Linked DNA regions of Homo sapiens: region 2 is linked to region 1. The links are chromatin loops, found by intact Hi-C in ENCODE. Cell type or tissue: chondrocyte. All regions are shown on one strand. Each heading gives the region's core, and the rest is flanking DNA. Links, peaks and the distances in the headings are about the cores only. Region 1 overlaps PALM2AKAP2 (PALM2 and AKAP2 fusion). Region 2 has its middle 130 kb from the start of MIR3927.

Region 1 (8,763 bases), core at 336-8,335:
ATGCACAAGTGTCAATGATATAGTTTTCACCTGAAGAAAATCTAGAGCCATCAAAGTACAGGGCGAGACATACTATATGAGCCTGAACGATTGTGGCAGGATTCTAAGAATCTGGATGATGAATCTGAAGAACTCTGTAACAAACAGATGCAAAGATGCCATATTTAGACCTCAGAGGAAGTGAGCCTCCTGTCACTGGGAGAATCCATTCATTCTCCTGATTCACTCATATGCAGAATAAGTGTTGATGGCCTTCTGTGTGCTAGGGATTCAAGGACAGTGCAGTGGAAAAGATGGGCTAGTACGGAGGATTTAGAAGGTGGTGTGGGACAATAAGTACTCTGATAGAGAAGCATGTGGTGCTCTCAGAAGTAACTTGTCCATGATCACAAACCAGTAAGTGGCAATTTAATTTTGAACACATGTATATCTGACACCAAGACTCATCTATCAACCATTAAGCTATATCATTGCATAAGCAGTTCCCTGTAACTGGATTGGAAGGTTTGAGATAATGGTGAGAATGGTGAGAAAGAATGATGGAGAGATGGACTGTCTTGTATGCCATTTTAGGTAGAGTTTGGATTTTATCCTGTGGGTCATGGGAATCTCTCAGGAAGTGATCTAGTTGGATATGCATTTTTGAGAGAGTACTCCACTGTAGTATATGAAGTAATTTGAATTGGGAGGGATGGGGAGTGGGCAGTAAGACCACTCAGAGGTGGCTATCTTGATACTGATCCAAGAATGAAATAGGGATAGACTGACATGAGAGAGTGGCTGTGGAGATGGTGAAGAAGGCATGGATTTGATAGTTATGTGGTTGAATTGCTGGAACTTGGTACTGATTGAGTAAAGGGTGAGAGGTATGGAGAAATAAAGTTGATAGCCATGTTTCCAGCATAGACAAGGGGATGGTTGATGTTGAACATGGAAAGAGGGACATATTTTGGGGAAAAGTGATGAGTTTATTTTGGACATGTTGAGATCATAATACCTTCGGAATATACATGTGAGATGCCTGATAGGAAATAACATGTAGGTATGGAATTCAGGAAGGAGATCTGGTTTTGGGGACTTCAGTAAATCTGCATCAAATAGTAACTTTAGCCATGGATGTGAATGAGGCTATCCAGGGAAAGAATGCAAAATATAAGGTCAACCTGGTGACTCACTGTGCTGAGGGAAGCCAGGGAAGCAGAAGGGGAGTCAGGGTAGACAGAAACAGGGGGGTAGGTGAAGATGAAAGAACTTTCCAGGAAGGAGGGAGTGATGCATGGTGCCAAATGCCACTGACAGGCAATGGTACACATTCTAAAAAGTGTCCATTGAACATACCAACTAGAAGGTAACTGGTGGCCCTCACAAGAATGGAAAAGCAGGTTCAGTGAGGTTGTGGAGTGTGGAGTTCAGCTGAGAGGAAGTTGGGGATTAAATGAAGTCTTTGTCTCCCTAAGTGGTGTGGCTGTGAAGGAAAGAAGAGAAGTAAGTCTTAGCTAGAGAGGGCATAGGATTTGCATGGATTGTTTTAAGAAGAGGAAGTCTAAATTCTTAGGTGAAGGAGTTAGGAGAAAATAGTGAAAGAGGTGAAATGCAGGTGAGTGGAGGATAAATGATGGTATGGGGTCCCTGAGAGGTCAGGGCATGATGGAATTCAAGGTACTGGTTATTAGCCTTTTTATGTACAAACAAAAAAGATATTGATGTTCTATTTATGCTAAGTATGGGCTTGTCCTGGGGAGAAAGTATCTTTAACTGAAGCTAGAGAGTTGACAAGGAACATGTACAAAGATCCCTGGACAGTGTTGAGAGCTCAGATAAGGTTGGAGACCACAGATTTGTAGTGTCGTTCTCCTACACTCCAGGGCACCTTATGTAGGTGTTTGATCTTGGGAAATGAGACTGTGCTTAGCTCTCATTTGGGATTTTTGCCAGATACCTGGATGTAGCCAAAGGACGAGGAGGCAAGATTGTTGAGGATATAGGAAGACAGTGCAGTGATTGGAATGGATTGTTCACATGATCTTAGGCGAAAAGACATAAAAATGAAGACAGGAGGGCTATGATGGACTGGGATAAGATAGAGGAAGCTGGAGATTAGAAGATTTGAAAAGACCCAAGAGCAGAGGTGTGAGGACAAGCCAGTGAGAGACAGGGAAAGAGGCGAGGCTGTGGTTGGAGTCTGGGCCGCTGCACCTAAACAGTTCCACATTTAGTGATGAGGCCAGATTTCAGCCCTGAGTGCAGATCGTTGAGGAGAGTGAAGATCAAGGTCATCAGAGTTGAGGTTTTCAGGAAACTGTGGGAATAGGGTTGAATGAGTCATGAACACAAACACTGAAGTCACCCCGGATGATGGTGGGATTTCATATAGCTCCTGTGAGCCAAGGAATGAAGTCATCAGTGGATGTACGGAAGTGACCAGAAGATCAGCTGGGGACAGAGTTAAGGAGAGAGGGAACAAGGGAACAGATGAGACTTTTTCCATGAGGGCAGAGGAGTCATGGTCTGGAAATGACATGAAGGAGAAAGAAAAGTGCCAAACCCACTTCCTGATCCTAATGCCATCTGGCTTAAGAGCCCATATTCATTGAGTCTGAAATGCAACGGACAACTACCAGTTTGTCTGGAGGCGGTACAAATACTCTTCTAATATTTTTTTAAAAACTATAGGATGTAGTCTATTTTCAACTTTATTCAACCAGATTTATTTACCCCTACCGAGTTTTCTAAATCAGTGAATCAGTATTTTAAGGAATAAATCTTAGGCACATAAAATGATAGGAATAAAATATGTATTATAAAGCTTCTTTAATCAATACAAGCTATTCTTATAAGTCTATTGGTTAATGTCTAGATTGCCGTGCCCACTTAAAATGGGAAAACATTCCAGTTGGCACTTTGTGGATGTTGAGTTGCTACTTGGACACAGTTACTGGCCTTTTGGTCTGATCAGAGGCCAATTTTGAGCTAGGAGTTTCCCATGCATATGCATGATGTCCTACTATCTGTGATACATGCTGGGCATCTGAGCCTGCCTGGTATGCTAATGATCAGACCAGGGAAATGCACATCACTGTGAGTCACAAGGGTAGCACGTCTAATCTAAAAAATTCAAACCCCTATAATTAGAGTTCAGATGTCTTCATAGCTCTATTCCTCAGATTTTTTTGATCTGAAAAACAAAAGCAAACAACAAACAATTGTGTAAAAATAGACAGTCTAGGCTTGTGTAAATTTGCAGTGGAAATCTGCCTCTCTGATGAGCCATACAGTGTCTATGGGTTGAAAAACGAAATTCAGAAAGCAAATAGTTGGTCACCTTAGAGCCCAGAGGGATGCTCAGAATTCCCTAACCTCACAGCGGTGACTACTGAAAGTTTCATTCTGTTTTATGACTTGACTTGCAGCGAGGAAGGTAGCACAGCTGTAAACCAGCTGTATTTTATTTACGCTTGGAAACAGGGCCCCTTTGTTCCAAATGTTCCTGGCCCCCTCCCTCAATTTCATGGATTTAGGTTGTTAGTGGAAAAGTAGTTGTTGAAATATCAGTTCACTCTTGGAACCTGCCACTCACCAGGACTTCTGGCAACCAGTGAGCCTTTTTGTGATATGCAGCAAGGTAAAGAAGTCGTTAAGTGGATCTCCCACATGTTCCTCTGTGACTTCATTCATAGAAATGCGCTGATAACTGAGTTACATTAAGCGCAGTCTTCCCAGCTGTCTGAGGACATAAGGGATGTAGCGCCTCCTAGTGGAGGGAATTTCTTAGCATGTGTTCAACCCCGCACATATTTTTGGAATGAGGCAAGGTATTTAAAAATAGTGTACGCTAATGAATGTATTTATTATATCTGGGTAGCAGCGAAACAGAAAAGGTATAAATAAGCCTTTCGAAAAATGTACTTGCTACACAATCTCTTTTTTTTTGACAAGTCAGCCCTTGAATACAAATAATCTTTTAATGGTGAAAAAAATGACTGAATCATAGCATCTTATAAACATAGGAGCTATGGGTATCAATAACATGGAAACTGAAGCTGTGGTTATTTTTGAGTGGAAGAAGAGGGATTAAAATTGGCGTGGGGCACATGGAGAGGCTTCTGGAAGTGGCTAGCAATTTCTATTTATTTTTAACTGGGTGGTGATTACAAAGGTGTTTGCCTTATAAAAATTCATTTAGCTAAACATTGGTTTTATGATGCTTCTGTATCTGTATTGATAAGAAGGTAAAAAACATAAAAACTTTTCATTAAACATACTACCTGCTAAATTTGCTTTTTAAGGAAAAACCTCAAAAATGCTAAGCCATGTATACTTTTTATTTTTAGAGATGGAGTCTCACTGTGTTGCCCAGGCTGAACTCAAACTCCTGGGATTAAGGGTTTCTCTTGAGTAGTTGGGACTACGGGCGTGCCTGGCATGGTTTTGACACTTTATTTCACTGTACTTTCGAAATAAGACTTAGGTACCAGTGAACACCTACATTGACAGGCCTGGTAATATCATTAAAACTTGAGCTTTTATGTTGTCTGTGGCACAGACTCTCTTCTTTCTAGTTCTTCAGAGAACTCCAAATTCAGTATTTCACTTGGAACATCCAGTTGCCATAGAAATGACCATGTAGGTTACAAGTTCATTTTTGTAACCAGTCAAAAGGAGAAACTAAGAATGACACGAAGGCATCTTTCCATTGGAAAAAAATCCTTTGCAGAGTCCCAATTTGAGAAAAAATACATTTTGCTTTAGAAGTGAGAGGCGAACAGATGAATTAGTAATGCTGAAATATTTGACTCCTTCCCCCACAGGTGAAAACTCCTGCAGAGCATCTTATAAGAAAAATTATTTTAGAGCAATATAGGTGATGGCAAATTGACATTGGGTTGTAATATTCTATCCAACATAGTTTAATTCTGAGTTATTCAATCATAACTAAATTTATTCAAGACATAGAATACATTTAAAAATTCATCTTAAAGGAAATTTCACAAAGGCTTTTACATTCGTGTAATCCAGATGAGAAATGAAGATAGGGGGCGAGCAACAAAGTTGAAAGACCCAAATTGATTCCGGAAGGACTTGCCAAGTTTCTATAATGCCTCATTAGCTGCTTATGTGGCAGGGAGACCTGGGAAGAGCAATAACTCTTTTCTAGGTTCTCAGGTTAGGGAATGAGATTTTGACGTGGCCAATATGATCTTATATGTCCATTTATGTCTTTTACCTTATCATTTTCTTTTACCTTATCATGGACAGAGTGGCCCCCCAGAAGCACAGGATGCAAGACAACACACATTTCAGTGGCTGCTCCTTCTGCATACATCATTGAGCTCTGCCAAGGGTTTGAACACACACACACGTAAATAAAGGCCTAATTATGTGTGTGTGTGTATGTGTGTGTGTGTGTGTGTGTGTGTGTGTATTATATGTATTAAGCTCTTTTTCCTTTCTCCATAGCACTGCATATACAAAGATCAGCCACCCTGAGTTGAAATAAACTGTCATGATCTGTTTGGCATTGTGAGATCACCACTCATCATAAAATAAGCTTTTTAAAATGTTAAAATTGAAGTGAGAGCATGAGCACAAAGAAACAAGGACCAGAAGGTGTTTATAATCATGAAAAATTGGGAACAATTCAATAGGAAAACAGGAAAATGGTTAAATATGATATGTTCGGAGTATGGAATATGATGCAGCAGTTACAAGTAGTAAAATAGATCAGTATGTACTGACATGAAGAAAATAGACTTACACATACCTTATGTAAAGGAGGTGAGGAAAAGGAACAATGGTCTTTTCTGTATTATTAGAATTTGAATATCAAAATTGGATTCATATATTACTTATATAATTAAAAAATTAAGTTAGTCAGACTTAGAACTCTTTGAAATCTAATTTTTGAAAGTTAATTTATGCCATCTGGAGGCAAACATGCCAATGTGATTGAAGTTTCAGTGGTAACCTGAATCCTCAGTCTCGTTGCACATTTACTCTGAAGACATTCTCAAAAGAGAATTGGAGAGGAAATCCACCCAGTGTGTCCCCTCATGTATGTCTGTCTGGGATGCTCCAGTGGTGAGATGCCGTCACCTCAGTCCATTGTGTTAGTTTATTGCAATGTTCTAGGGTTCAGTCTCAGCCCCATTCCTGCCAACTGTTAGCTTAAGGCCCTTGGGCAAAGGAGATAAAATTGTTCAGGGCCAACAGATCTCAGAGTTTCTTGGAACCTTAAAAGGAGATGACCCAAACATTTCTTATTCAAGATGCCACCAGCTCCAGTCACTCACAGTGACTTGCCACAGGGGCTGGTGATGTTAGCTGCTTCCTTGGCGTCTGAGTTCTGGCTTGTGAGCAGATCTTATGCCCAATACATCAGAAACTCCATGTCTCCTTCAGTTGTAGTCGTTGGGAGAATCCATGGGTTGACTGGAGCCTAAGGAAAGCACCAAAAAGTCACTAGAGGCACTGGAGTGGATATGACCTTTTCCTTTGAACAGCAGTTTGCACAACATATACCGGTGGCTTTGTAGATCTGGTTTTCATTACCATTTCTGTCCTGGGGCAGCCATGGAAGCCACCTGGATATTTCAATTAGTGCAGCAAGCTGGAATTCATTTACTTTAGAGTCTACTGCCTGAAGCTTCTCCCAGCTGGGCACCCAACTACGCCCAGGAACTTCTAGATATAACACAGCATCCTGATTTCAGTCTAATAAGTAGATCTATTTTAGTCTTCTCAATTTCCAGTCATTTTGAAAGTGCTCCCCTGTCCCCATACCAGGCATGGGTTCCATTCCCAACTTCTATCACTGTCAGTGGAGGTGGCAGCCTTGTGAGCTGCCAGGTGGGACCAGGTGCAACCCACAGCAAGGCCACTTGATGTCTCAGTCTGTAGAGTAGGTGCTTAATAATTGTCTTTGACGAGTTAATGGGTGCAGCACACCAACATGGCGCATGTATACATATGTAACAAACCTGCACATTGTACACATGTACCCTAGAACTGAAATTATAATGAAACAACAACAACAACAACAACAAAATAATAATAATAATTGTCTTTGAATGGCTGACTGAAAGCACATTCATATTATCTAGTCAAATGAATGTCCACCCTCCACTATAGAGCCTTTGTAACTGAGCTACTGGGGTCTACCTCATTTCAGAATCCCTCAGAGTCCATGGTGTATCCATTCATGCATTCATTGAGCAAATATTATGTACCTGTTCTGTGTTAGAGAATATTTGAAGTGGTGGGAATATAGTGGTGAGAAAGGCATGTTTCTGCCTTCAAGACATCACCATATGAAAGATACTCTGGGATGGATGGAGGGTGTTAATAGAACCCCAGCAAATTGACAAGGTGGCTCCCCCTGTGTCCTCTGGCTAGTAAGGGACTGGTGGCTCCATGAAACAGGGAGCTGCCCTGTGCTGCCCAAGGCTCCAGCCCTGCTTCCTCCTCATCTCCCCCCTGGACGTGACTCTGCCTCATGGGGAGCCCATTCTCTTAGGGATCTTTGTAAACTGATCTTCTTGTGTCAAAAACATCAAATGCCTCAGATTCCATTGCTTATAATAAGCACTTTGGGACCAAAGGAATTTTTTGTAATGAAAAAAACAGTTTTTCATAAGTTAATGTTTTTCCTTTGAGACCTGGATGCCCTTCTCTTATTCATCCACTGCCCATGCAGCTAATCAGATTTGAAGGGTAAAATAATACCAGACTTATCATTGCATGTTACATGAGAAATGTATTAGTTAGGAGTCTGGGGTTCTAAGGCATAGAGACAGCATGAGCTAGCTCAAGGAAAAAGGGGAGGGAATTGTTATAAGGGCACAGGGGTGCCCCACAGAATCGAAAACAGAAATGTGACTAGGCCTAAGGAAAGCGTCAAAAAGTCACTAGATTTTTTTTCTCTCTTTCATCTCTCTTCCCATCTTCCCCATCCATCTATCCATCCATCCATCCATCCATCCATCCATCCATCCATCTATCCATCCATCTCTCTTTCCTTCTCTCCTTCCCAGCTCCTGCCTCTGTATTTCTTCCTCCTTTTTTCTTCCAACTTTCATTTCAGGTTCAAGGGGTATATGTGTGCATTTCTTATATGGGTAAATTGCATGTCACGGGGGGTTGGTGTACAGATTACTTTGTCACCCAGGTAATAAGCATAGTACCTGAAGGTACTTTTTGGACCTCACCCTTTTCCCACCTTCTACCCTCAAGTAAGCCCTGGTGTCTGTTGTTCCCTTCTTTTTGTCCATGGTATACTCAGTGTTTAGCTCCCACTTATAAATGAGAACATGTTGTGTTGGTTTTTGGTTCCTGTGTTAGTTCACTTAGGACAACAGCCTCCAGCTCTATCTATGTTGCTGCAAAGGACATGATCTCATTATTTTTTATGGCTGTGTTGTATTCCACGGTGTATATGTACCACATTGATGTCCACCATTGATGGGCATTTGGGTTGATTCCATGTCTTTGCTGTTGTGAACAGTGCTGTGATGAACATATGTGTGCATGTGTCTTTATGGTAGAATGATGTATATTCCTTTGGGTAGATACCCAGAAATGGGATTGCTGGGTCGAATGGTAGCTCTGTTTTAAGTTCTTTGAGAAATCTCCAAACTGCTTGCCATAGTCCGCCTCTGTATTTCTTCCTCCACCTAGCTTCCTCTGCTTTCTGGTCCATGAGGTCAATCAAATAGGGTTGCCCCATAGTGTCTAAGTTTTCATGTCACCAGCCCAGCCACATCAGAG
Region 2 (8,763 bases), core at 548-8,547, 180 kb before region 1:
ACTGCTTGGGTGACAGGTGCACTAAAATCTCAGAAATCACCACTAAAGAATTGATCCACGTAACCAAAAACCACCTGTACCCTCAAAACTATTAAAAAAATTTTAAGAAAGTATTTCTGTTGTAAAGCTCATGCATTTTGCCTATGTGAAATCCCATTAGGTTTTGCTGTCCAAGGTGAATCATTCTTTGATAGATCAGGAGGTTGAAGACTTCGGTTCTGTTGATAAATTTGACTCTTACTGCTATGACTTGGATAAGTTTTTAACTACTCTAAACTTAAGTTTTTTCATCTATAAAATGATGATAATAAATAACTGTCCTATAGGATAATTGCAGGATGAATATAAAACAACATATAAGCAAGGAAATTGCAAATTTCAGACTAGAAGAACTTAGCCCAAGGTCCATGGACAAGGGATGAGCTTCAGAGCATCAGCAAATGCCCTGATATTTTCAGCAAAATGTGGGTTTGTGCCACCTGTGTGTTTTTCATCAGAAGTTTATGACCTCAAGAAAGTAAGAATAAGTGCTTCTAGCATGGACTTTATGATATCATTGTTTTGCTTATTTCCCAATTCTAAACTACATTTCAGATAGGAAGAGCTGTTAATTTACTGACTTCCAGGTTAGAGAGGCATTAATATGTACTTGGTGTGCAAAGGATCCTCAGTGAACTCAGCTTAATGAATTAACTATGATTTCACTAATTAACTAGCTAATGAATTAACTATTAGAGAATGTGTACCCATGTATCTGCATAGTCATACTCTGCTACTTTGTAGCTGATATGGTCTGAGTGTGTGTCTCCTCCAAATCTCATGTTAACATGTGATCCCTAGTGTTGGAGGTGGGGCCTAGTGGGAGGTATTGGATCATGGAGGTGGATCCCTCACGAATGGCTTAGAGCCATTTCCTTGGTGATGAGTGAGTTCTTGCTCTGTTAGTTCATGCGATATCTGGTGGTTTAAGAGTCTGGGACCGCTACTCTCTCTTGTTCCCTCTCTCTTGCTCCCACTCTTGCCATGTGATATACTGGCTCCCCGTTTGCTTTCTACCACAAGTGTAAGCTTCCTAAGACCTCACTAGGAGCAGAGGCCAGCATCATGCTTCCTGTACAGTCTGTAGAACTGTGACCCAAAATAAGCCTCTTTTATTGATAAATTACCCAGTCTCAGGTATTCCTTTATAGCAATGTAAATGGACTAACACCGTTAGTGATAACATATAGTTCACAAATAGACTAATGGATGTAGATAGCTATGCTATATTTACCAGTAGAATCTATATTATTTTAAGTAAATAAATAGATTACCTGGGCTAACATTCTTACTTCATTAACGAAAATAAACAAATTGGTCTTCTCAGTGTCTGTTATCTGTACTGGTTTCCTTTCTTCAAAGGGATATCATGAAGATAAATAAAGATATAGCTATTAAAATGTTTGAAATTTCAGGGAAAATTGCAATGTAATGAGGATGATGATGAGGATTAGCTAATTAGATTATTGTTTATTGAGTATCTACTAAGTACCAGACTCTGTTCTAGGCATTTAATACACTTTGTGTTTAATTTTCAAAACAACATTTAAAGATAGGTATTATTGCCCTCATTTTATAGGTAAAGAAACCTGAGACTTAGGTTAAGTAATAGATCCAAGTTCACAAAGCTAGTAAATGTAAAGCTGGAATTTTAATAAAAGTCTGTTTGACTCTACAGTCTGTTATTTTTTTTCTACAGTTAATATAGCAGAAAATATATTTGTGACTCTTAATAAGGCATAACCCAGCCCTATAAAATGAATTTTTCTTATTTTCCTATTGCATTTGAAAATTGTAATAGTCAGTCTACTAACTTTAAAAAACTTAGGATGTACCTAAAACTCAATTTAACCTTTATATTAAAGTTAAGAAATGCCCTTGAAAGGTTTCAGGCAGGGGGATGATATGATCAGATTAGTGTCTTTGGAAGTTTGCTCTGGCTGTAGGGTTGAGTGGGTTGCTTTGGATGTGACTGGGGGCAAGGAGGCCGAGAGAGGCTTTTTTAACAATAGCAATGGGGTTGGAGAGAAGTGAATGGCCTTGATGACTATTTAGAGGATAGCCTGGATAAATCTTGTTCATTGACTGGATATGGGAGGTCAGGATGGTTAGAAATCAAGACAGACACCCAGATTTTTGGGTGAGGCCTTACATCCTTTCTGGTATTAGGATAGGGGGCAGGTTATTAGGGAGAGATTTATAGGTGAAAATGACAAGTGCTTCTGGGACATACTGGGTTTGAGGTGTTTGTGAAGATGTTACAATGACCTTTGGGAATCGGTTTTGAAGTTTAAGAGCATGATCTGGACGACAAACTTAGTTTTGGAAGTCAGCATCATATTGGTGGTTAAGTTAAGCCATAAAAGTAGATGAAATTGCTCGAGGAGGGTATGTAGAGTGAGAAGTGAAGAGAATTTAGGCAAGAATCCTCCAGAACACCAAGATTTAAGAGACAAATAGAAGGGGTAGCTAGAGAGGTGTGGTACTGTGTTGTCACAGAAGACTGTTTCAAGATGGAAGGGATGACTCTAAATATTTACCCCAAAAAGAATACATTTATTCACATAAAGACCTGTACATGAATGTTTATAGCAGTTTTATTTCATAATTGCCATAAACTGAAAACAACAAATATTCCTCAAGTGGTGAATGGATAGACACATTGTGGTGCATCTGTACAATTGAAAGCTGTACTTATCAATGAAAAGGACCTACCTACCTATATACACAACATGGATGGATCTCAAAAGCATTTGCAATGTGAAAGAAATTGAACATGAAAGGCTACATACTGTCTGATTCCATTTATATGATATTCTAGAAGAAGCAAAATCATGAGAACAGAGATGAGACCAGTGGTTGCCAGAGGCTGGAGTTAGGAGGAGTGGATTGACTATGAAGGGACTTAAAAGAACTGTTTGGGGGTGATGGTCATGTAATATATTGACTATGGTGGTAGTTACATGATTGCATAATGTATCTAAACTCATAGGCCTGTACACCTACAAAGGGTGAATTCCACTGCCTATAAATTATACCTGAATAAACCTGACTTCAAGTAAAAAAATCAAAAACAAAAGGGAGCTGTTAAAATGTTCAACACAGCTTTAAAATGACATAAGAAGAGGACTGAGACATATCCATTTGGCATTGGGGACTTTACAGGGAGCAGTGGCAGCGGCATGGGGGAGGCAGAAGCCAGAACGCTAAGCATTGAGGAGAATGGCAAAGATTACTGGTTGTCTGTCCCCCATACCAATTTTCCCCTTCTTACATGGGAATGGAGGTCTCAACTTTTGGATAGGCTCATGACTATGCAGAGTAAAGACTTCTTTGTCTACTCTCCCTGGAAACTGAATGTAGCCATGTGACTGAATTCTGGCCAAGGAGATCTAAGTGTCCTGAGGCAGCTTCTGGGAGCCTTTCTTAAGAGGCATCAGGCGTGCTTCCTTTACCTACTTTTCTTTCCTCTTTCCACATTTATGTTGGCTGGAATGCAGACATAAGGGCTAGAGCCAGAGCAGCCAACTTGGACCATGAAACAATTTTAGGAAGGGAGACCACATATGATAGAGCAATGTTTTGTAGGAGCCTGGATCTCTTTGCTCTTTCAGGAGTTGAGCTGATAAACTGGCCCAGGACAGCTTATCTCTGAACTTTTAAGACACAAAAGCACATCTTTTTCCTGTTTAAGCCTCTTAATTATTCACACATGAACTTAATCCTATATGCAACTGGAAAGGGACATGGACTGGGGGAGGGTTTTATGATCTCCGAATTCACATAGAATTTCTCTGTGAAGGGAAACCTGGAGTTGATACAGAATTTCCTTCCACAAAACAGCTCTTTGAATCTTCACTGGGTTTGACTTTGCATCTCACTCTCCTGAGGAAAACGAGGAGCAGTGAATCCACTGAGAACATTTTGCACGGTTCTCTTCCCAGCCCCTTGACATATGGAGCAGTCTCCCATCTAGAGCCACCATACAGAGTTGACTGGCAGGAAAGCCCTAGCCCTGTGGCTTGCATATCTGAGCCCTCTCCCCTTTCAACCCCAGTCCCTCAGGAAGGCTTTCCCTGAACACCTACCTAGGCACATCCACTTCCCTTTTATTCTCCATCAAAGCATTTTTTTAAAAAAACACGTCTTTATTAAGACATAATTCATAGACCACAAAATTCACCCAGAGTGTATAATTCAATAGCTTTCAGTATGTTCAGTTGCACAATCATCACCAAAAATTAATTCTAGAACATTCATCACAGCATCTAATTACTTAATTTTTATAGCAATATTTTCAGCCTGTGACGATATGTTTATTTTTGTCTTTATCTGTGCTTTGCCTTTCTACTTTAACCCGTGAGCTCCTGCAGGGCAGGGACTGTGATGGCTATGCTTATGCTTGGTGCTGCGTTTTCAGCACCTGGCAGACACCGACTCACAGAGGGACCCGGCTGCAAGATAGAAGAAAAGCCTGAAGCTGTCCCATCTACTCTGTATTGTAGCAGGTGCAGGACACCTGGATGACAACCAGGTCCCTGCTCTGGAAACCGTTAGGAGTAGAGGATTCTCAGAGGGGGTGGAGGCAGGGTGTGCGTACTCCAGGTGGCTTATTACCGCGGGGCCGGGGCCGTGGTAATTTGGGAAACCATAGTCAATATAGCTATTGTTTTCAAATAGCAGACTAGGGAAACTGACCCTGGACAATGTCTTCCTGGCAGGCGGGAACACGCAGAATTTGGAGTGAAACGGAAAGGGGCATGGGGTCGCCAAGGTGGTGAAACGCCGCATTAAGGCGCTTCAAGATAGCTGGAGTTTTGCTTGGGAAACTCAGAGGGATCTCGCCCGGCCGGCACAATGGCGTTTCTGAACCCATGCCCAGCCCACTGGGGGCAGTCCTTGCTGCTTGCAGAGGCCAGACGCTTCTTGCAACTTCTAAGCGGCGAGAGCTGCCACCTTGCCAATGACTCAACCGTTTGCCTATGCCCTCTGGGCTGTGCCACCAGCCGCAGCCGCCCTGCTCCCCCACCCACCCTTCTCCCCAGGCTCCGCGCCGCGCCGCCAGTCCCAGGGGAGCCGCCGGCGCACCTGGCGCCTAGGGCGCACGGCACTGCGCGCTGGTGGGCACCTCACCCGACGCCAGCTGCCAGCGCGCTCCCTCCCCGAAACCCTGAAGTGGGGTGTCTTGTCTAGCGCCCAGCGAACAACATTATCCAATTGCTTCCCGTTTTATTCGCAGGCTGGGAGCTGAGAGAGCCTGAGCATTCACTTTCAACCCTCCAGGGGAGGAGGGGGTGCGGGTGGGGAGGGGAGACGGCTCCCAGCTCCACCTCGCGCGCGGCGCGGCCAGTGCACTCGGCTCCGGGAGAGGCGAGCAGCGCCGGTGAGCCCCGCAGCAGCGCACCCGGCCGCGGAGCCCCGCGATGGAGTGAGTATCCCCGAGCCGCGCCGCCAGCTGCTCTCCTCTCGGCATGTTGCCATGGTGACCGCGGCGGCAGGCAGATCCCGCTCGGGTCCGCGTCCAGGATGGGTGTTTAATTTCAGCCCCGTGTGTACGCCTGGTGTTTCTATAGCAGCCGCCGCGGCGGCAGGAGGCAAGGGGTGGGAGCCCCGGGTGGCGTGGTTTTTGCGGCTGCCCCTTGGCTAGCAGGGCCTGGGGGGCGAGTGAGGGGAGTAGATGATGTTGCTAAGGACGGAGGCATATTCTAGGCTTTCCTATCTCTGCCCCAAGCTTCCGCTTATCGGGGAGTTGGCCGCAATAGCCATGACTTCCGATTCCTAACCATGTCAGCATTATTGGACTGCAGTTAAAAAAAGAGGGAGGGGGTCACTGCGGATCGGAAGCAAACGCGGTTCAGTGTGAAGCGTGTAATGGAAGGATGAGTTAGTGGGTAATATGAGCCAGGGCTGCAATGTCCTGGCTACTAGAAACCATCAGAAGACCCAAAAGAATTGATTTGTTCCTGGGGTATTGGAGAAATAAGACAAACATATTGGCGGCAGCCCGGAGTGGAATTACAACGTTTGGCACCGTGAATACGGCATGGATGGGTGGGGAAGACAAGAGAGGCATTAACCAGAAAAGACATTAAATAAAGGGCTCCGGTTGTGGGTCTGGTCTAGGATTCCTCTCTTCTCTGTGTTTGCATCCCTACATTGCTTTTTGGACACTCTCTCGAGCTGCTGCCACAGCAGGACCACTCTGACAGGCGACAGCCAGCCACTCCAAGGAAGGGTCATTTTTGGAGCCAGCTATTAGATCCCGCTCACTTGGTCAGCTTCTCCTCTTCCGTTCTCTTCCCACACTACTCCTTGACATTGAGGCCGTCTGAAATCATATTTCAAGTTAGAGATAAAGTCATGTTTTCAGACATCAGGACCTTCGTACCAAACCCAAGAAACCTTAGATGCAGCCTTTATCCCTCTGCGTATCTGATTGTGTAGATGCAATTTAATCCTCAGAAAGGCTGCTAAAGCAGAAGTGAGAGATGGTGTAGCATTGTAGGAGTCACAGTCATGGATTTCAGGCCCCACCTAGCCTGATACTGCTGTTATTGATTTCCTACTCCAGCAATTGAATGTCTCTGAGCCTCAGTTTCCCTATCTCTGCAATGGAAACAAAGATGTTCCTTACTCACTTTGAAGCATTATTGAGAGGATCATGTAATATCTGTATCTCTTCCAAAGGGCTTTGTAAATTGTAAGATATGTACAAATTTAAGGAACTAGTGTCATGTTTAAGAGCTGGGCTCTAGAGTCAGATTGGCTGGTTTGAGGCTTCTGACACTTTGCTGAATGATGTTAATCTCCCTGGGCCTCATTTTCCCCATCTGGAAAATGGGAATAATAATAGTAACTATTTCATGTACTTTTTGTGAACATTAAGGAAGTTAATGATGTAAATTGATACATACACATATAAGGTTCTTAGAACAGAGCCTGGCATAAAATAAGCTCAATAAATATCATCTATTATCTATGAATATTATCTATTATTATTAGGTTGGTGCAACAGTAATTGCAGTTTTTGCCATTACTTTCAACGGCAAAAACCGCAAATTACTGTTGCACCAACCTAATACTACAGTCTACAGCATTTATTGGGGTTTCGGATTGGCACCAAGCTATTCTTCATTTTAGACAGGGTCTCACTCTGTCACCCAGGCTGGAGTGCAATGGCGCTATCATGGCTCACTGCAGTATTGACCTCCTGGGCTCAAACAATCCTCCCACCTCAGCCTTCTGATGGGACTACAGGCATGCACAACCATGCCCAGCTAATTTTTAATTTTTCATACAGACGGGATTGTCCTATGTTGCTCAGGCTAGTCTTGAACTCCTGGGCTCAAGCAATCCTCCTGCCCCGGTCTTGCTGGGATTATAGGTGTGAGCCACCATGCCCAGTCTTTTTTTTTTTTTTTTAATTTATAAAGAAATACATGGTGTGGTGGTTCATGACTGCAATCTCAGTGCTTTGAGGACAGAGGTGGTAGGAAGTCTTGATGAGCCCAGGAGTTTGAGAATGCGCTGAGCTATAATTGCACCACTGCACTGGGTGACAGAGCAAAACCTCATCTCAAAAAAAGAAAGAAAGGAAGGAAGGAAGGAAGAAGAAAAAGAGAAAGAAAGAAAGAGAAAGAAAGAAAGAAAGAGGGGGAGGGAGGGAGTGAGGGAGGGAAGGAAGGAAAGAAAGGGAAAGACAATGCCTGAAGGGCAATTGAGAGTAACATAATTCCCAAGATACCACTGTTGATGTGAGAACTAGCAAGAAGCCACAGCAGGCTTGGATATACGGAACAGACTCGGCCTGATGCACACTTCATTCTTGTTCCTCACTGTCATTTTCTTAGACATGGAGACTGTCCTTTACAAGAGACTGAACATAGATCTAGTCCTCTCACTGGGTAGCGCTAAAGGAGAGCCTGGTCATTTGCCAGGGCAGCAACTTTCATCTTTATGCTCTCACATGGATAATCTAATATTTGATATGTTTCTCCCAGACTTAGCACTTGGGTGCTCAATAACTGGAACAGCACACAGGATTGGTAAGTTTACAAAGGTCCTCAGCTTTTTCCCACATTCCCTCTGAGTCTCCTGGCTAAGGTTTCCTCCAGGTGTGCTAAGCTCACACCTGGAACTCCTTGTGAACAAAGACCTTCCTCATCACATTCTTCTTGCTCCACAGGATCCAAATTACTGCCTCAATTAGCCTCCTTCTCCCTAATCAACTTGGCCTCAGCTTTCCCATTCCCAAGCAACATTCCAAAGTTCTCACTTCCTGGTTAACCTTCCCAATTTCCAACTCTGTTTTCTGCCCTACTTCGTTTGCTTCCTTAATGTATTAGGCTGTTCCTGCATTGTTATAAAGAAATACCTGAGACAGGGTAATTTATGAAGAAAAGAGCTTTAATTGGCTGATGATTCTGCAGGCTGTATAGAAGTGTGGTACAGGAGTCAGCTCAGCTTCCGGTGAGGCCTCAGGAAGCTTTCAGTCATGGAGAAAGGTGAAGCAGAAGGCTGGCAAGTTGTATGGTGGGAGCAGGAGCAAGAGCAAGGGGTGGCGGGGGTGTCACAGACTTTAAACAACCAGATCTCAGGGGAACTCACTCACTATTGCGAGTGAACACCAAGGCCCCATCCCCAGGATTCACCCCCAGGACCAAAACACTTCCCACCAGGCCCCATGTACAACACTGGGGATTACATCTCAACATGATACCTGGA

The links. Hi-C counts contacts between places; a loop is a spot of excess contacts. Peaks named below come from ENCODE experiments on the same cell type or tissue, not always from the same donor. Only the 100,000 strongest peaks of a DNase experiment are listed, where the experiment ranks them.
Region 2: it touches region 1 in a loop (4-fold over the local background); 11 of 110 quality-filtered maps call a loop at or near these places.

Annotation. Positions count from the first base shown.
Region 1 is chr9:109,814,314-109,823,076 of GRCh38, forward strand. All of the region lies in intron 1 of PALM2AKAP2 (PALM2 and AKAP2 fusion), which reads left to right. Among named protein-coding and RNA genes, the nearest start is that of PALM2AKAP2, 38 kb to the left of the region's middle. RefSeq lists an enhancer at 1,885-3,084. In chondrocyte, for the core only: CTCF peaks have their summits at 3,757 (motif pointing left), 3,984 and 7,381; no DNase peak of the experiment used is centred there.
Region 2 is chr9:109,635,400-109,644,162 of GRCh38, forward strand. It overlaps a transcript of PALM2AKAP2 not described here. Among named protein-coding and RNA genes, the nearest start is that of MIR3927, 130 kb to the left of the region's middle. In chondrocyte, for the core only: CTCF peaks have their summits at 4,937 and 5,169; DNase peaks (open chromatin) are centred at 4,932 and 5,492.